Regions from separate parts of the Homo sapiens genome. Here region 1 is linked to region 2. Evidence: read pairs that join two places in POLR2A ChIA-PET (ENCODE). Cell type or tissue: GM12878. All regions are shown on one strand.

Evidence for each region. ChIA-PET counts read pairs that join two places held together with the same protein. Peaks named below come from ENCODE experiments on the same cell type or tissue, not always from the same donor. Only the 100,000 strongest peaks of a DNase experiment are listed, where the experiment ranks them.
Region 1: POLR2A ChIA-PET joins it to region 2 with 5 read pairs; 5 of 35 experiments call an interaction of 5 or more read pairs at or near these places.

The regions. Positions count from the first base shown.
Region 1 is chr1:192,516,015-192,518,514 of GRCh38, reverse strand. It overlaps LOC105371664 (a long non-coding RNA gene), which reads left to right. Exons shown (of 5, transcript XR_002958418.2): 5 at 552-2,500. Among named protein-coding and RNA genes, the nearest start is that of RGS1, 59 kb to the left of the region's middle. RefSeq lists enhancers at 1,578-1,697, 1,758-1,877. In GM12878, no CTCF peak of the experiment used is centred here; a DNase peak (open chromatin) is centred at 1,494; H3K4me3 peaks cover 283 bases; H3K27ac peaks cover 1,368 bases.
Region 2 is chr1:192,802,052-192,804,551 of GRCh38, reverse strand. No RefSeq gene overlaps it. Among named protein-coding and RNA genes, the nearest start is that of RGS2, 5.7 kb to the left of the region's middle. In GM12878, no CTCF peak of the experiment used is centred here; no DNase peak of the experiment used is centred here; H3K27me3 peaks cover 121 bases.

The sequences.
Region 1 (2,500 bases), 290 kb after region 2:
TTTTAATATAAAGTGGAATATAATCTACACTAATAGAAAGTTAGTTTCTCCCAGGCTGGACGTGGTGGCTCACGCCTGTAATCTCAGAACTTTGGGGGGCCGAGGCAGGCAGATCACAAGGTCAAGAGTTCAAGACCAGCCTGGCCAATATGGTGAAACTCTGTCTCTACTAAAAATACAAAAATTAGCTGGGCGTGGTGGCACGCACCTGTAGTCCCAGCTACTAGGGAGGCTGAGGCAGAAGAATCACTTGAACCTGGGAGGCAGAGGTTGCAGTGAGCTGAGATTGCTCCACTGCACTCCAGCCTGGGTGACAGAGCGACACTCTGTCTCCAAAAATAAAATAAAATAAAATAAAATAAAATAAAATAAAATAAAATAAAATAAAATAAAGCTAGTTTCTTCTAATCCTTCTAAAGAAATATTGAACATTCTATTTAAAGAATATATATATTTGAAGAAATGTCAAGTTGTTAGCCTGATGAAGTTCTTACATCTCTCTCAACATACCTAGTTCTAACTATGACTCCTTGCCTTTTTCCTTCATGCAGCCTCCAGGTTCATCACATGACTCAGCTAAGAGAAAATATCCAGTGGCTCATCGTTACCTGTGGGAGGAGGTCTGAACTCCATGGCTTTGCATTCATGTTCTTGTTTGTCTCACTTCAACCTTCATTCCCTCCAAGTCCTCGTTGTCCTCCCAGGGTTCCTCTGCTACAGCCGGGGGAGTCTGATCCCTGCTTCCTAAATTTCTCTGAAGCTTATCTACACCTATGTTTTTGCTCCACTCTTCTTTCTCCTTTATACACCAATTATTCTCCTGTTTTATCCAAATTATTCCCTTCTGCAAGACTCACATCAAGTACGATTTCTTTCTAGATGGCTCTAACTCAGTTATTGTTATCTAATTGCACACATATCTCTGATTATTGGCATTAGTCATTTGGAAATTTATTGTATGCTGCTTTGTTTTATTATTTCTCTTTTTCACCTGCCTTGTGCTTACTTCCCCAATTGGACTACAGATTCTTTAAGGATTAGAAGGCTAATATACCTACTTTTTGTCTCTATAGCATCTAAAACAGTAATCTGCAGATATTAGGTATTCAGAATATAATTCAATCTAGAATCATTTGGGAAGTTTAATTTTTAAAGAACTCTGAATCATTTTTCTCAAAACTGTCATATAATGCTAAATTTTCATTTCAGGTTCTGAGAGATTCTTTTCTTTTAAGCCCAGCATTTATGACTTTCAAATTTTAATAAATAGAACGCCCAAAGTTAGTCAACAGAAACGTCCTAAGTTAACGTGGGTGACCTAAGTTCCTTTGCTGTATTTTGTACACGTTTTATATATTGCATCAAGAAAAGCAAATGATTGCTGAAATGAGTAATAAGGAGCTTCACTGGCTAGTCAATCTTATTCCGGAAGCAAAAACTTCCACGCAAGGCTCATTTACATGTGCACACTGCAAAAGGAAGTTTTGGGCAAAATGTCTGCAGACTCTGTTCAACATGCGTGTCCCACTTAACCACATGATCCTTATAAAACCACCTATATCCGTTCTCATACACAGTGTCTAGCCGTTGTGTTAATCACTACTGACAGCTGCACTTTTTTTTTTTTAAGCTTCTGAGCTCTTTTGTGGCAATGTGGCGGGTTGTAAGTAAAGCAAATGCCACTTTAAAGCTAATCATGCTCGGTATAACTTTTACATACCATCATAAAGAGTTATTTGCTTACATATTCAGCTCTTGCTCTACACTAGGAGTTCTTCGAAGGCAGGGACTATTTGTTATTTATTTCTTCATCATCTCCAGCACAGGGCCTGACAGGTGCTTAGTGACTGTTTATTGAATGAGTGTTTGCAGAAAAAATAAATCAAGAGATGGAGAAATAAAGAAATCTGAGAGGTGGAGAAATTAATAGTAGTCCCACAACCAATGAATTAATTGATAAATGTTTACTAATCTCCTACTTTTGAGCCCTGAACTTCAAAGAGAGTGAAGGGAAATATGATAGAACAGACTCATTCAGGATCACTTTTTACTCAATTTAAAATGCAGGCAAGTGAAAACAGAAACTGGGAGGAAAAAGAGTTCTCCTCTATTCTCCCCTAATTCCTTTATTGAGAGGAGAACTTGCATGGATGTTCTTGGATTATCCAAAGCTTGTTTCCTCCATTCTAGACATTATCATGAAAGGCACGAACTGGTGGTTTATTTTGCCTTCTTAATGTTAAAAAAAATAGAAAATTTTACACTGATACTCAGATTTACACTGATACTCTGTTCTTGAAAAATATCTAGCAACCGTAGGTCAAAATTTCTGCATAGCAATAATTTTTTGAAACTAAACAGTGGCTGCAACCTTTAAACAGGGTACATGGGTAGTATCTCCAGGTTGCCATTGTGTCCATTTTTGAGGCACATGGAACTTTACAAGCGCTATCTGTAGTAAAAACCTGGGTGCTGAAAAATTCTTGATTGAGTTTAGAAT
Region 2 (2,500 bases):
AATGTATATTGAAATACCTTGGATAGAATGTTGTAGCTATTAGGTCTGTAAGGTAAAGGACTGTAAGTATGAGGTCTGAGTAAGGGAATTGTTGTGTGTTCCTGCTGCTACACTCTTTTTGTGCATGGAATACCAGGGGAGAATAGGTGATATAAATACTTTCTTATAAAATAGGTTACATAGTTGGCATATTGTCTATGAGTTAAAGCTAGGAATTTCTTTTTTGGTGTTTTTTTTGACTGAGATTTTAATTTCTGTCCCTGGAATTTTGCCAAACCATTGGAGTGTCAAGTGTCCTATTGACTACTTTTTTGAAATTTGGGTATATTAAGTTAACAAAATATAAAATTTTAAATATCTATATGATAATAGTCACAAAGTCTTTTTTAAAAGTCTGAAGAAAGCCATTTTTCATCTAGTAAATAAGGAATCCGTTTACATTAGTATTTCTTTTTCACTATACTGATGACTATTCCTGTGTAGAGAGCATTAATCCATTTTAGACATTGGTTTTCACAGGTTTTTATTCGTGGACTACTTCCTAATAACCTAAAACCTTGTGGATTTCTCTCCCAAACACATTTTTGAAACAAAAATTCCAAAATCTCAACAGAATTAATTAAAAAAAATAATGCTTTTAAGAGATGTCTGTAGGCCTTGACACAATTACTATGTGGCACTAGTCCCCTCAAAAGTTCCCAGTTTCAAAAGACAGAATAATTTTGCAGTTCTTTTCATGAAGTACCCTTAGGAGAGTGGGATGGCTAGAGGGGTTGTCCATAATTGGGATATTTGCTTTTTGTTCCTAGTTTCTGCCCTAATTTACTTAGAACTCAGGCATATTGTTTAGCTTTCTTATGCTTAAGCTACTTATCTTTCAGGCACAAGTAGTTATAGCACTCTTCCTTTGTAGGAATTTAAAAGAAAACAATACTGGAAATGTCCTGGACAGCTTGGTAGATGATAGTACATAGTTCTCAGGACTGGCCTTGAGCTAAACTTTGTAGTATGACTAGTTTCTTCTAGGTGACTCTTTTGTCCATTTTTCTGTCTTGCTCCTATGCAGGACCCTCATTCTTTTTGGGGGATCTGTTTGTTTATGAAGTTTCCTGGTGGTCCTCTCAGGCCCTTCCAAATGCTCCTCTGGGCACATCAGCAATGTAAGGTTACTTTTTAATTTAAAGAGTATTTTTGTAGAGCAGATTACAGCACATTTGAGAGGAAGGTACAGAGGTAGCGCATATGTCTTCTGCTCCCATACATACATAACCTCCCCATTACTAATATCCAACAGCTCATAAACTTATATTGACACATCATTACCACCCAGAGTCCATAGTTGACATTAGGGTTTGTTCTTGGTGTTGTACATTCTGTGGGTTTAGACAAATTTATAATGGCATGTATCCACCATTATAACATCATAGTATTTTCACTCTGCCCTAAAAATTCTCTGTGCTCTGCCCATTCCTCCCTCCCTCCCCAATAACCCTATAACCCCTAGCAACCACCAATTTTCTGTTTTCTGTCTCCATAGTTTTGCCTTTTCCAGAGTGTTATAGTTGGAATCATACAATATGTAGCCTTTTCAGATTGGCTTCTTTCATTTAGTAATATGCATTTATGTTTCCTCCATGTCTTTTCAGGGCTTAATAGCTCATTTCTTTTTAGTGCTGAATAATATTCCATTGTCTGGATGTACCACAGTTTATCCACTCACCTACTGAAGGACATCTTGGTTGCTTCCAAGTTTTGACAAATATGAATAATGCTGGTATAAACATTCATGTGCAGGTTTTTGTGTGGGCACAAGTTTTCAACTCCTTTGGGCAGAGATTAAAGGGCATAATTGCTCAATCATAAGCTAAGAGTATGATTAGTTTCATGAGAAACCACCAACCACTTCCAAAGTGACTGTACCATGTTGCATTCCCACCAGCAACAAATGGGAATTCCTGTTGTTGCATATCCTTTTTGGCATTTGCTGTAGTCAGTGTTCTGGATTTTGGCCATTTTAACAGGTGTGTATTGGTATCTCATTGTTGTTTCATTTTGCATTTCTCTAATGACATATGATGTAGAGTATCTTTTCACATGCTTATTTGCCATATGTATTATCTTGGGTGAGATGTCTGGTATTTTTAGTTGGATTGTTTGTTTTCTTATTGTTGAGTTTTAAGAATTCTTTGTATATTTTGGATTACAGGTTTTTTAGAATCAGATACCCCCTTTGCAAGTATCTTCTCCCAATCTGTGGCTTTTCTTTCCACTACACTGATGTTGTCTTTTGCAGAACAGAGATTTTTTAAAAAAAATTTTAATGAAGTCCAGTTTATCAATTCTTTCTTTCATGGACTGGATCTTGATGTGATATTCATTTTCATATCCAAGGTCATCTAGATTTTCTCCTTGGCGATTCTCTTCTAGGAATTTATAGTTTTGCATTTTACATTTAGGCTGGTGATCCATTTTGAGTTATTTTTCTGAATGAAGTTACTTT